3 separate regions of the Homo sapiens genome follow, and all the other regions are linked to region 2. The links are chromatin loops, found by intact Hi-C in ENCODE. Cell type or tissue: heart right ventricle. All regions are shown on one strand.

The links. Peaks named below come from ENCODE experiments on the same cell type or tissue, not always from the same donor. Only the 100,000 strongest peaks of a DNase experiment are listed, where the experiment ranks them.
Region 1: a loop joins it to region 2, with 2.2 times the contacts of the local background. A loop is called at or near these places in 16 of 110 quality-filtered maps.
Region 3: it touches region 2 in a loop (4-fold over the local background); 35 of 110 quality-filtered maps call a loop at or near these places.

What each region holds. Positions count from the first base shown.
Region 1 is chrX:19,797,514-19,802,513 of GRCh38, reverse strand. All of the region lies in intron 2 of SH3KBP1 (SH3 domain containing kinase binding protein 1), which reads left to right. Among named protein-coding and RNA genes, the nearest start is that of SH3KBP1, 88 kb to the left of the region's middle. In heart right ventricle, no CTCF peak of the experiment used is centred here; a DNase peak (open chromatin) is centred at 2,729; H3K27ac peaks cover 2,039 bases.
Region 2 is chrX:19,737,430-19,742,429 of GRCh38, reverse strand. The region is part of intron 3 of SH3KBP1 (SH3 domain containing kinase binding protein 1); the gene reads left to right. Among named protein-coding and RNA genes, the nearest start is that of SH3KBP1, 150 kb to the left of the region's middle. In heart right ventricle, CTCF peaks have their summits at 2,380 and 2,584 (motif pointing left); a DNase peak (open chromatin) is centred at 2,569.
Region 3 is chrX:19,591,515-19,596,514 of GRCh38, reverse strand. It overlaps SH3KBP1 (SH3 domain containing kinase binding protein 1), which reads left to right. Exons shown (of 18, transcript NM_031892.3): 10 at 1,515-1,566; 11 at 4,368-4,448. Among named protein-coding and RNA genes, the nearest start is that of MAP3K15, 79 kb to the right of the region's middle. In heart right ventricle, a CTCF peak has its summit at 2,631 (motif pointing left); no DNase peak of the experiment used is centred here; H3K27ac peaks cover 1,838 bases.

The DNA of each region.
Region 1 (5,000 bases), 60 kb before region 2:
TGGGAACCACTGAGGCAGGATTCTAAGCAGGGGTATGCCGCACCGTCACATGTGGATGGAGGAAAGTTCCTTCAATCTGTGACCTCTCCTGAATGAGCACCTGCTCCCAGGCAAGGTTTTTATTTATTTTTATTTTATTTTAATATTTTGGAGTGCAGTGGTGCAATCTTGGCTCACTGCAACCTGCGCCTCCCAGGTTCCAGTGATTCTTGTGCCTCAGCCTCTCGAGTAGCTGGGACTACAGACATGCGCCACCACAACTGGCTAATTTTTGTGTTTTCTTGGTAGAGACCGGGTTTCCTTGTGTTGGCCAGGCTGGTCTCGAACTCCTGGCCTCAAGTGATCCGCCCACCTGGGTCTCCCAAAGTGCTGGGATTACAGGCATGAGCCACCGCACTGAGCCTCCAGGCATGTTCCCCACTGGCCACCCCTCCCCGAGACAGAGCCTTGCTCTGTCGCTCAGGCTGGAGTGCAGTGGTGTGATCTTGGATCACTGCAACCTCTGCCTCCTGGGTTCAAGTGATCCTTCTGTCTCAGTCTCCCAAGTAGCTGGGATTACAGGCACCTGCCATCATGCCCAGCTAATTTTTCTGTATTCTTAGTAGAGACAGGGTTTCTCCATGTTGGCCAGGCTGGTTTCAAACTCCTGACCTCAAGGGATCCGCCCACCTCAGCCTCCCAAAGTGTTAGAATTACAGGCGTGAGACACTGCACCTGGCCCAGGCAAGGTTTTAGAAACAGCTTTGAGGTCTAATTTACATGCCATGATATTGACCTAATGAGTATCCCAGTCAGTGCTTTTTAATATATTTACAGAGTTGTGTGACCATCTTCACAATCTAATTCTTGAACATTTCCATCACCCCCAAAAGAAACCTGTGCCCATTTGCAGTCACTCTCCATTTCCACGCTCAGCCCTAGGCAACCACTCACCTTTGTAATTTCTCCTTTTTCTTTAAGGAGAATGTTTTCTGCAAATGTATTATTTACTTTAAGGAGTCTCCCAAATTATAAACTCTTACTCTTGGCTACCCGGTTAGTTACTGCTTAGCCTGTTCCTCCCAGCACACTTGAGATTGCATGGAACAGAAACCTGTCTGGGACTGCCTTAAACACAGACATTTGTTATTTTGCATAATTGGGAGGCTAGAGGTAGGGTGGACCCCAGGGGCAGTGTGATCAGCTGCTCAGTGTGACATCAGAAACCTGTGTTCTTGCTGTCTCTTCCCCCACCGTGTTGTTCTGGCAGTAGCTTCACCCAAGGGCTGGCTTCCCTGTGGTCATCAGATGGTTGTAGAATGGTGTCCATCTGCAGTGGGGCCCTTTGCTTCCTTGCTCACAGCCCGTATGTAGGAGGAGTTATTTCTTGCAGTCTGATTGGGTGAGCTTTGTTCCCCCTGCCCACCCTGAAGCAATGATTGGCTTAGAATTAATTAGGCTGTCCTTCCTAGAGCTGGAAATGGGCTCCATGGGGGAATGGATGGCACCTGTGACCAGGAGTGGGCTCTGCTGGGGAAGGAGGAAGGGAGCCAGCTCTACTGGGTAGGCAACCAGCAGTGCTCACTGAGGGTTCCTGACCAACTGCATTGGATTGTTTGTTTCCTTTCACTTGGGGGCCTTTTTTATGTTAAATGCAAGCAAGGTGATCCTCTGATTTTGAACTTGTTATCTGGGGGAAGGCAGACCAATCCCAGTTCATCCTGGCTGAGTGACAGCGGATTTGATCGTTGATCTCAATAGGCTTGAGAGTAATAATATGTGAGTATTTTTGAAGCTGACCCTAACTTTACATCTCTGAAAAGTATCAATTCAGATCTCACTAATTCAGGAGGTTCTGATAATTTGGTCAAGAAGTTCGCTGAAGTTTACCTTTGAACAGTTTTATAGTGAGGGTAATATTGGTGATGGTGGTAACACTAACATATGTGGGAAATAAATGATTTGAGTAACATTCGAAAAACCTGTTTGCTTTAGGATAGAAATATCTAAATATACGACTAGAAGTAAATAGTAGAAAATCATTCCTATCTAGTTATTAACTTAGTCCCTTGGAATCTCTCCTTGGGGAAAAAATAAAATCCTGCTCTGACTATGTCAGTATTTGAATTACTGTATGAACCTGAAATTAACAAAAATGGACTTTCAAGTATAATTCATGCTTCACTGAGCCAAATAGACATTCTGCCAGTTATTTGGACTTTATTAAATTTTACTTTATTACTTATATGTAATAAAAAATCAAGGTAAGCCTCTGCTTTGCGAAGTCATTTATTTGATTAGGAGCTGTATTTTAGAGTGCATTTCAGGGCGAGGTTTGTCCACATGTAAGTAATGAACGTTTGCTGGTGCAGCTCGTAATGGTGAGAACGGATGTTGAAGAAAGCAAACACCATATGCCCTTTGTTTCCCGTGCATGTCCTCTTCTGGAGGCCTGGGTGGAGTGTTTCAGCTGTCTCAAATAATCTCCATTTTGCTGTTACTGCAGACTCTGCGGTTCTCCAGCTCTCTCCTCTCTGATGTTAATTATAACTTCTTCCTAATTAGGTGGCTCTTCCTCCTCCTCAGTCATACAGGTTCCACACTCTCAAGTGCCAGAGATTGGATTACTTTTCACTTGATTTGCGACAGAAATAAGTGCAAAGAATTACAAAAAAACCACCAGTGTGAGTGTGTAGTGGGAGGGGCAGGCGGGTTGGGTACGGGACAGGATGCTTAGAATAATTTTGCTGCCAAGTGAATCAGAGAGACTTGCAGTTCTCGGAGAGCACGGAACTTATTCCTGCCCAGAGTTCAGACACAGCCAGAAATTACCATTTCATACTTCACAGAATGGAGGTTTCAGCAGCCAAAGCCCCAAGTGCCGCAGACTTGTCTGAGATTGTAAGTAGGCCATACATCTGTTTTGATTGTTGCGATGTCTGCATCTTTTGTAGCCTGTTGCCCGACTACTTTGTAGGCCAGGAGGGAGGCATGATGGGGAATTTGGTCTCAGGCCAGTCCTTCCAAGATGGTGACCAACACTGTTTTCCACTTGGCCCCAGGTCTCAGTTTTCTGGTTTATAGCCGAAGGGTATTTCTTTCACTAAGCCCTTGTCTGTGATAGAAGTGGATTCTTTGGCTGAGTTCCTTTTGTAGTGGCATTTATAAAGATTTTGAATAGCTCTGTCATCTGGTTTGGTGGCTCTTTCCCTCTCTGATCACTATCGACAGCCAGGTGAGTTTTCTCCAGGGGACACGGCACACAGATAGCTGCATTCAACCAAACCCCCTGCAGGCATCCATTTCTGCAGTGAGGTACCCCTCTCAGGGGTTGGGAGCAGGTAACATTTCTGATGCAGCTGGCAGATCTGGGAATCTAGGGGGGAAGCCAGGTGTGGAATTTAGCTTTCCTGTAGTGTGAAGAAATAAAGGGGGTGGGGGTAAGAATGAGATGGGAGACAGGAGAGAAAGTCAGCTTGGGGTCTGTCAAGAGCACTGTCCTGTTGCCAGATGCCAACTGAGGTGTCGGGAGAGGTTCAGTTCCCCACTCAGCTAACTGTGCAGCCATGGGCTGCTAACCAAGATCTCTCCAAGTCTTACTTTTCTCATCTGAAAATCTGCATCCTACCACCTCGCAGGACTACTGGATTGTTTAAAGTAATGAATGTGAAGGCACCTGGTGCTTGGTTGCCATCCTTCTCCTTTTCCATGGCACTCTATGCCATAAATGCAAGCAGTGTGCTGGGCTCTGTGAGATGCCACCAGTGTTGCTGTCCTGGCTTGTTTCAGGCCATCTTTTGTGGCCACCAAGTTCTCATGGTCAGTGTCATAGGTTTGATCTTGGGGTTGGCCAGTTGGCCTTGCTTAAGTATGTAGCCCCAGGTTGCCCTTTTAGTCATGGCCAGGTGACCCGCCTCCCAAAACAAGGTCCTGGGGAAAGGGTATGAGTGAGTCATGGTTATGTCTCATAGCTAACGTTTAAGTTAAAGATGATGGGAACTGAGGACCCAAGTTAGGAGGCTGTGTTACAGGTCCTTGGGGAGAGTGATAATTCAAAAGACCCCTTTCCCGTCCAGCTTTGAGTTTCCAACTTATTAAAACCTATATTCAGCCAGAGGGAGGGAGAAGGAAAACAAAAGGTAAACCTCGGCCAGGCACAATGGTTTATGCCTGTAATTCCAGCACTTTGGGAGGCCGAGGCAGGAGGATCGCTTGAGCCCAGGAGTTCGAGACCAGCCTGGGCAACATGGTGAGACCCTGTCTCTACCAAAAATAAAAAAAAATTAGCCAGGAATGGTGACACACGCCTGTAGTCCCAGCTACTCAGGAGGCTGAGGCTGGAGGATTGACTGAGCCTGGGAGGTCGAGGCTGCAGTGAGCCATGATCACGCTACTGCACTCCAGCCTGGGTGATAGGAGTGAGACCCTGTGTCAAAAAAATAAAAATAAAAATAAACCTTGATTGAAAACTGCCGAGCAGTCATCTGAATTCTGATTCAGAAGTACATGTAGGACACCGTCATGGTACTTTTCCATTGTGTTGTTTCATTTAATGTGTTTATGAATTTAGGCAGCCACCATGCACGTCGGTCAAGCCCCAGTTGCCTTTCGTGTGTGTGTGTGTGTGTGTGTGTGTGTGTGTGTTTAGGGCACTTTCTAGAGCCTGCTTTGTTAATTAACTGTACTATGTGCTTTATATTTGCTGTGAGTTAATTACCGATGATAGTGTTCCCTTGCCAGTCACAAGTTCTCTCACCCCTTTCCCCCATTGAATTCCTCATATTTCATCTCATCCATAGGCTCAAGTTGTTTGTCTTTGACTGGCAAGACTCCTCAATAATCGTGTATCAGTGATCTCTGACACAGTGCTAACTTTTATCACTGATTACGGAGAGACATTGTATAAATCATCAGGACAGTTTGTTTTGCGTATGATGATTTAAGAGCACCTCTTAACCAACATCAAAGTAATATATCAGAGTGCCAACCTTCGGTACTTTTCTTTTGCTTTTCATTGAAAT
Region 2 (5,000 bases):
CTTGAATTAAAAATGAAATAAAAAAATCAAGCTGGACACAGTGACTCATTCCTGTAATCCCAGCACTCTGGAAGGCTGAGGTGAGAGGATTGCTTGAGTCCAGGAGCTCAAGACCAGCCTGGGCAACATAGCAAGACCCCATCTCTAAAAAAAATAAAACAATTAGCTGGGTGTGGTGGCATGCACCTGTAGTCTTAGCTACTCAAGAGGCTGAGGTGGGAGAATCACTTAAGCCCAGAAGGTCGGGGCTGCAGTGAGCTGTGATAGCGCCACTGCACTCCAGCCTGGGTGCCAGAGTGAGACCCTATCTCAAAACAAAAAACAAAAAAAAGAAAAAATTATTTGATCCTTAGAAGGATTTCCTGGCTAACTTTATTCATGTGATCAGTTAAGTATCCAGGCTGTCATCAATACCCTGCTGGCCCGTGTGAGGACCAGGTTCCATCTCAGGGTTCTCGTTTGCACTGTTAACAGTGCATGCAGAGAAGATGTATCTCTGCCTCTCTCTGAACCTCTCCTGTTGCCTGGAATTTTGGACATTGTTCCTTCCTCACTTTTTGGTAGACACCCATGAACATTCAATAGTACATGTTTAGTGCATGCCCACTATGCATCTGCCCTTGTGCTTGGTGATGGGGCAGATAAAGACTGGAAAAACACCAGCCAGTCCTGCCTGCAAGTAACTCAGTCTGTTGTATCCCTTGGGAAACGTTGAGAAAGTGCTGCACGTTTCTTATATCATTTTGATGGCAAGGTGGGGATGTGTCTTGTATTTACTTCTGTCATTCTGAATGTGAAGCCACTCCGTGGGTTTCTGGTTGGCTTTATATGTCCTTGTTTCTATTTCCAGTTTATCATGAATTCAGTGTTTGGTAAGTCTCTATTGTATTTTGCACATTTACTATTTTTTGCTATATTATTATGCTCTCCTGATACAAAATGTATTTTATAGTTACCTTTTTAAGTCGCTCTGCTACTTTGGCATCTGCCTTCCCAAAGATAAACTGCTTTTACCATCTTTATTTAAGGTTTTTTATGCATTTGCATTTTACTGCCCCTTCCAGAGATTAATGCTGAAAGATCTGACGGTTTAAAAGATGTTATTTGTAACAGGTCTAGCTCTGATGCTACGAGGTGAGATCGTCTGTCTCATGAGATTCAAGTTAAGATGGGGGAGGGTTGCTCTCTGAATTGATATGTGGGTATGACTGATTGTAGAACATTGCTCTGTGGGTTCATTTCTGGTGTGTTTAATCCTTCAGACGGGTTCCATTCAAAAGTTTTCCTTAACAGAGGGATCAACGGCTGCTCTTCCTCTGGTGACACACTGTTGCTTTAAAAGTTAGTGCAGAAGTTCTTCCACATTAATATGGACCTCGTGTTTGCCACATGGAAGGGCTCTCCAGTTTGGTCTGCTACCTGTAGCTGTCAGAAGAATGTTGCTTAATGTTTACCTTTCTTCTCATAGTTTCAGCACTGGTCATTCCAAGCCCTAAACAGATCTAAGTGACTGCCCGTCCTTTCCCCACTTCCCCTGAAGGGGAAACGTTTTTTCTAGCTTTTAGTGTGAGGGCCTGGAATGCTTCTCATGGCGCCAAGGCGGTGGCGTGGATCTTGATAGGCCGTGAGCTCTTTGGCAGAAATGAAACTGTTAACAAAGGATGGAAAGAAGTATGTCCTTAGTAAAGAAAATGTCAACCTCTTTGGTTTGCCAGTGGTTTGTTGTTTAAGGTAAATGTGAGATCTGGGGGTTTGTTTGTAGAGATGAGACTTTGTTTCTTTCAAATTTTCTATTGGAGAAATAAATGTGAATTCTTGCCAGTTAACTGGGAATCTGAAAATGTGCCATTTGGGGTCAGACTTTTCTTTGAGTTTCAAGATTGCCTGTTTATTTGACTTAAGGAGCTGGTGTTTATGGACAGATAGAATAAGAGTTAACAGAAGACATTACTGTTGTGTAGAAGCTCTTGGCTATCACCTGAGCTGGTCTTTCCCAGGGGAAATGAAAATCTGGCGATCTGGCAGTGAATGGGGATAGATATGATACATAGTCATTCAGTAATATATACGTCTGTGTGAATGTATCTGTATACGCATCTATAGTCTTATTTTCCAGTGGGCCTTCATTCTCAAAAGCTCTGGAGTCAAGAGCCTTTAAAGAAGTCTTTTAAACTAACTGATCCCTGACTGCATTTCTGGCAAGTTTTATTGGGACACTGCGTTGTTAGCACCAGCAATTGATGTTGGAGTGTGTGTTACCCTTTTTCATGTTATTTTCTGAACCTATTGAGCCTAGAGTGAGGGGTGGTGAAATGCATGGTAAGAACTACATAGGAGGGTATAGCCATCATGTTGCGATTATGTGTGGGTCATTGATAAAATCGGTTTTTAGATTTTTTTTTCTGTTATGTTTAATCTCCTTTCTATCTCTGTGTCTTCTGATTTCAAGGCATTAACACTAATGAGTCTCCCATGGGTTAGTCATGGGTTTAAGACTCCCGCCATACTCCTGCTGGTGTCCGCCCAAATCCACCCAGAGGACAAGCCATGAAGTGGGTTTGTGGTGGTGGCTCCACCTGGTGGCTCTCCTAGGAAACTCCTCTTTCTGCCCACCTTTTCCTTCTCCTTGGGAGAATCTTGATGGAGGATGCCTTTGATTCCTCTGACTCAGTGTTCACTATTTGTGCAGTTCCATCCCAGACCCACGGCTTCTCACATTACTTATGGATTTTTTTAGCCCTTTTGCTTTTTCGCCTAAGAATTGCTCTTTGAACTCATATAATCTGTGTCCTGATCCTTGTTCTATCTGTGATACCCCTATGGACCAGGATTATTGTTAATGAGGATTAAAAAAAAAAAAGGACTCCCATAGGCATGACTCTAGATATAGATATTAATTTGGACAAAATAAAGAATCACACTGAAATCCCTGTAGGTATGTATGCCAAAATCTCCTGCCTAATAGCTCCAAGTACCCTTATCTACTTCTTCTTCACTTTTTGTTGAACCCATTTTTCCTCAAAGGAGCAATATTTTATTACCAATGTTGTTTTCAATTGTCAGCAGGTGGCGAAAGTAAAAAGCCAACTAACTTTTTGGCTTCATTGTTGTTTCATTATTGTTTGTGAATTCTCTACAGGCAGCCCCCTTCTTGCCTGGGCACAGACTGCCCCCGCTTGGTATGTCACTGAGCATAAGTATTTTTGATAAATAAAAATGTCTTTTATTCTCATTATTTTTCAGTTTTTAGTTGTTGATAATATTGCAGATATGACTTATTTTAGCTGCATTGTGGGTCAGTCTGGGAACTTAATCACCATTTATAACTTTGCTTCTATGGGAATAATGCATTCAGAGTTCCAAACTCTCTGCATAAGGCACATATAAGTCTTTTTTTTTTTTTTTTTTTTTTTTTCTTGGAGGCAGAGTCTCGCTCTATCCCCTAGGCTGGAGTACAGTGGCATGATCTCGGCTCACTGCAACTTTCGCCTCCCGGGTTCAAGCCATTCTCCTGCCTCAGCCTCCTGAGTAGCTGGGACTACAGGCACCTGCCACCATGCCCGGCCAATTTTTGTATTTTTAGTAGAGACGGGATTTCGCCATGTTGGTCAGGCTGGTCTTGAACTCCTGACCTCAAGTCATCCCCCAGCCTCGGCCTCCCAAAGTGCTGGGATTACAGGCGTGAGCCACTGTGCCTGGCCAAGTCTGACTTCTTTTTTTTTTTTTTTTTTTTTTGCATTGCTGACATGAATCCTTAAGTACCTTTGTAAAAGTCAGAGTCCGTATAATCGGTGCCCACTGAAGTTTGCTCATGTTGCAGAGGAGTTTATAATTCACACAGTATAGAATGCTGGAACTGTGCAAGCTCCACACAGTACACTAGGCTCTGAGGATAGCTTTGGGTTCAATCACATTGCACCATTGTATATGGTGCTTATTTTCACAAGGCCTGAGTTGGATCTTAGTGTGCCCACGTTTGTATGAGGCATGTCGTGAAAGTGGGTCCTATTGTATATTTCCATCTACTAGTGACGAGACCTTGCACCAAGCGTGACATGCTCAGATAGAAACCAGCCCAGCATTTCTCAGTGTGTGTTGTATGGAATTATAGCCCTTCTGACTATTCCACAAAGGAGGGATGCGGGGAGAGACAGGCAGACAAGCGGGGAGAGAAAATTGCCTCTCTCGTCAAATTTCAGCTGCAGCACTAACACCATCTTGGAGACTGACAAGCACATTAGCATAGTACAGGCTCTCAGATGGCCTATGGTAAGGAGACCTGCTTATCTTTGATCATGGAACTGCATGTTATTGGATACTAGTTAAGACTCCACTTTGGGATATGTTGGGCTTTAAGATACAGGACAAGGAGCTCTGTAAGCATCCCCAAGATAATCTTCAGGTTCCACCTCTCATGGGAAATGTTTGAGTAAGTGAGTGGAGATGGTGGTGCTGGCACTCAGAGAAATGACTGGCGAGGCTTCTTAAGCCTGCGCTGTCAAAAAACATGAGTTAGATGATGCTAGGAGAACATTCTTTGAATCTGAAACTTGAAAGCCAGTCCTCTTGGTAGTTTTTCAAGTGACAAGCTGAAAGGGAATTTTCCCTCTGATCATTTCTTGGGTCCTTGTATCTAAGAATGAGGCTTAGACACATGAGTGGAAGTCCTAGTCTGGGCTTTGGCATGAAAAGCAGGCTGAGGGGACCCAACCTAGCAACTGGTGAGGCCAGGGTGTTCAGGTCTACCTGGGACTTGGATCACGATGGAACCTGCGATTCCAGAGGTGGTTTTTATTATGATGACAGTCTCTACATAGTCAACATAGTCTCATTGCCTTCTCTACTTGCTTTGACTGAAAGACAGAAGTCTTAGCTTTTCCCGATGCCATTAAAACACTGAACGTTTATAAAGAAGAGCCTTCTTCTCTCCCTACTAGTGAAACAGGCTGGCATTTGAGTTCAAGTAATAAATCCACATGTGGGGTTGTGAGGAAAAACCA
Region 3 (5,000 bases), 150 kb after region 2:
TTAAGGAATTGCTACAGTCACCCCAACCTTCAGCCACCACCACCCTGATCAGTCAGCTGCTGTCAACATTGAGGCAAGACCCTCCCCCAGCAAAAAGTTTACAACTCGCTGAAGGCTCAGATATCATTAGTTTTTTCTAGCAGTGAAGTATTTTTAAATTAAGGTACGTACATTGCTTTTTTAGACATGCTATCACACACTGAATAAGCTACAGTAGAGCATAAACATAACTTTTATGTGCACCAGGAAACCAAAAAAATTCCTGTGACTCGCTTTATTGCAGTGGTCTAAAACCGAGTTTGCGTTATCTCTGAGGTATGCCTGTACTCTGATTCCGAGGTAAAGGAAGGTTAACTGGCAGAACTTCACTGATACTTTTGTTAGGTAAACACACATCTGTCCCCAGGATAATTAACACAACGACAGAGAAGGGAGGAAGAAAAAGAGTTAGTAGAGAGCTAGAAGGGGCTGGCAAAAGGGGAAAGAATAATGTGAGATCATGAGGCAGAAACACATCCATCCCATGGAGGACCTGTGTGTAAGGGCAGGTGGCCCTTAGAGCAGCTTTCTTTATTTTAATAAAGTATATTTCTCTGCACTCATAGAGACAATACAGAAAAACATTAAGAATGACACACACACGTGTGCGCACACATATGCACCCAGAATCAGAGATCACTGCTTCCCCCTAACACAGCTGTCTGAGAACAGTGCCCTGGCTGGATTTTTTGGCCATGGAATAATTTTCCAAGTCCAGCCTGATCATCTCTCTCCCACAGTCAATCCTAGGTGGCAAGAAAATGCTGGCTACTCTGGAACCAGTTCAGGGATGAATGCCATTGATTGCACTGCTACCTCCATCACCTACAGAGTGACAGCATGTGAGAAAAACAAATCACGGCTGATATGCAAAAAAAAAAAAAACAAACCAAAAAACAACAACAAAAAAAATCCCTCTCTGTTCCAGTTTATCACATGTACAATGAGTCTGTGGGGTGTCTAACAAATGGCCTGCCAGCCTCGGTGTAGAAAGGGGCAGAAGGCTTGCAACCTGATGTGGCTGCAGTGGGCCCTCAGCCTGCATTTTGTTGAGAGTCCTACATCCAGAGCAGATTCAATTTTGAATCTTTACAGTGACTCTTTTCGAATGCATGGTTATTCAGCAGATTAAATCTTAATTGCAAATGCAGCTTCAGCGTAGGAGTACCATTGTGCTTGCTGGTTTCAGGCCATTTTTGCTGAGCCGTGCTTTTCCAGAAGGCTGTTACAAATTTAGAAAGGGGGAAATGGCGTTTCATTTGTCGATTGGAGTTTTGTTTTGCCGACTGGATTTATTTTAGTGTTTGTTTAGAGGTGCCAAAAACTGACGTCCCTGGAGAGAGAATTGCTCAATTTTTTTGGAGAGGTTCTCTAAATTGTCCAAACTGCACATAGAAAACAATGTCTGTGGTCCTTCTGTGAGAGGACAGGCTTGCCAACAATCTCATGTGGTATAATTTTTATTAATTTTTCAGAGACCCAAGAAGCCACCGCCTCCATCCGCTCCTGTCATCAAACAAGGGGCAGGTAATGTACCTTTCAGTTCCATCAAATAAAATATGCGTCTTTCTTTTTGCATATATTCAAATCATCCTCAGTGTAGAGTTCGGGATTCCTGGTTCAAGTGCCATAGATTGACTACTTGGGAAGTTACGATTTGGTCTCAGCAGGCAGGTTTTAAAGATACTTCTGTTTTTCCTAAAAGATAAACATACCATTAAAATGTGACCCTGATATAGTGTAAAAATCTAGGCTCCCAATGAGAATGATCAGAAAGAATTAAAACAAACAAACAAACAAACAAAAAAAACAAGTTTGGGTTTTTTTAAGTAAACAGCTTTTGAGGAGAAAAGAACTGAATTGCCCTGTTTCTCATGTGCCCAGTTGAAGGTCAGCTTAGGGAAGATTGTTTCCCACAGGTCATAGCATTGTTGTGCGTATATAGTGTTGCTGAATTTTCGATATCTGTCCCATGTGGTTAACCAAAATTTGTACTGACTTCACTTACCCCTCAACAAAAAGATGTTTTTCTAGCAATAAATACTTTTCCTTATGATTCTTGTTTAATTTTGAAGAGTCTAATTCACTTTTTTTCTGTGTAGTTCAGATATTCAGGTTGAATAATATAGGAAGAATTGATGTTGAACATTTGGTAGCTTGTTTCACACTGGATTCTCATATATAAAAAGATATTTCATATTTCCCGGTAGAACTCCTCTTTATAATAGTTAAAATTAATTATAGGGAAAAATTCCTCCATGAGTTATTAGTTAAGTAGCATTTTAAAAAATTAACAACTAAAATAGAAGAGAAAGGGTATTTTTAGTTCTACACATTCACAATTATATTTCTATAACAGTTAAATTATGAATAAATTTCAAGATTGGTTTATTTATAAACTTATTAAGAAGTGATTTTTAAGTTCTTTTGGCCCACCAAGTTAAGAGGAAAAACTTGACCCCAAATTCCTTTCCCATTCCCTTTGGCATAGTTGAGAATTATTAGAGATTAAGTCCTGAAATGGGATGTTAATTACATCTTTTGCTCCGCCCCCATCCTTGTTTGCATTGAGCAGTTTCATTTTGCCACCTAGTGGTTCTGCCCATATATTTTATTGTGCTGAAATTGAAGCAAGCTATTTATTTACTTTTCTCTGAAGACCCCTTTCCCTGTAGGCCTTGGTAATTGATCAGAGACCGTGGAGATTAGTTGAGGAGTCCAAGGCTCAGGCAGTCTAGAATGTAGCTAAGATTGGATTCTTCAGTATAATAGGATTGTCAGTTCTTTCTGTGTCTCTAGGAATGATACCGACTTCATTATTGTTAGGTGAGTAGATTGTAGCATGGTAGGCAAATTCTTACCCTTTTAAAACAATTTTACCAAAGTTTATGATGGGTCTCTGTGGGGCAAAGCAGGATGGCATTTAATGTTTATAGATTACTGCTCATTTATCCTGCCTGAATGATCGTGGGAACTGCTTTGTAATGGGGAGATAGATATTCATATTTTCTCCCTCGTCAACTTTCCTTGCGTTTGATTATTTTACCAAAAAAAAATCAGATATGAAATTGACAGAAATGAGATGTGGTGATTAATTTGTAGTGAGTCATTAAGAGGAATTAAGTAAAGGATGTGTTTGGTGGATATTTTTTTTAACTTCTTTTGTTCTCTGAGGTTGTGTAATTGAGATTTCTAGTACCAAGCACCCATCTTTGGAACTGGTCATGTAAAGAGTTTGTTAAGAACTCAGCCCAGTCCATACATAAGAGGAGTACTTTTGACTGGTTTGTGCTTTAGCTATTTCTCAAGTGCTCTTACATGCCTGAGGCCACTGGCACCAATGAGGAAACCCCAGGTAAGGGAGCAGCTGCAGTCCATGTGGGTAAAGGCTAAGTGCTAAGTGGTACATTTGAAAAAATGTAATACTTGAAGGACCCCAAATTTGGTGGCATAAAACAACAGCCTTCTTATGTTCATGGATTCTGTGGGTCAAGAACAGACCATGGCTGGGCTGGCTTGTCTCTGCTCCGTCATATCTGGGACCTCAGCTGGGAATACTGAACTAGCTGAAGCTGGAGGATCCACTTTGAAGATGAATGTTTCCCTCACGTGTCTGGCTCCCCTTGGCAAGGGTGCCTGGAAGGCTGGGCTCAGCTGGGGCTATAGGCTGGAGCATCTGTATGTGGCCTCTCCAGGGTAGTTGACTTCTTACATGGAAGTTCAGTATTCCAGCAAATAAAGCATAAACTACAGGGACTTTTATGACTCAGCTTTGGAAGTTATGTGGTATCATTCCTGCCACTGATTGAAGCAGTCACAGGCCCACCCACATTCCTGGCAAGGGGATGTAGACCTCACCTCTTACTGGGAGGAGTATCAGGTAATTCCAGGCCCTGTTTTAAAATGGCTACAAAATGGGATCCAGATTCCTATGAAACCCCCTTTTTTTGGTAGAACACAACATTCAGTGGCCCCTTATTTGTAAAGTTTGATAATTGACATTTATTTATACACATTCTCCACCCCCACCCGGTGATTTCCTGTGACTATATTGATGCCTAAGGAAATCAGGCTTAAATATCAGAAAATATTATTAGTGGTATTCTTGTAAATTAAGGATACATAGGCAGGTGAACTTAATGACATAGGCCAGAAATGTCTTCTGCTCTGTTTCTAAACAGCTCGTGCTTGCCAGATAATGCTAACGCCCAACTCAGGGGAAAAAATCTTACTGACTTTGCTCTACCTGATAAAGATTTAAATGCTGGTGGGTGTAATAATTGAGTACAGAAAACATTTTGTGATCACTATTACCCTTTCCCTCCTAGGCACCACTGAGAGAAAACATGAAATTAAAAAGATACCTCCTGAAAGACCAGAAATGCTTCCAAACAGAACAGAAGAAAAAGGTATGAAATCAATTCTTCATTGGCACTTCCAGAACAGCAGGAGCTGAAGCTGTCTGTTACACGGCTAGTCCAGAATACCCACAGAATTTGCTTTTCCTTTGGAATATGGTGATCATGGTTTTGTTTTGATTGCTTTTACAAATCCTATTGCTAAGGAAGTAGGAGAGGGTTATGTGGTACTTCGTGGGACCACAATTTCTCATCAGATGAAAAATAACCAGTCTAGTCAATTAACACATTGCTGCTGTTTCCTGATGTCTCTACCATGGCCACCCTCTCTGCACCCTGAAGTCGGATGTAAGTTCCTTTAGGGCCTGGTATATATCTGTCAGTTTCCACTTAGCCTGTCCTTCATGCCTAGTGTCCCAAGGTGCTCATTCACTGTTGATGGATGGATTTGGCATAGTGAAATTCACGTCCAGATAAATAAACAAATGAAAGCTCTTTTCTTTGGTCACTCATGGACCCTTGACTCTGGGTAACGTTATTACAGACAGAAGTCCTTGGTCAAGGATGTTGGAGGAGGGGAGGGTGGCATGGTAATACTGGGAA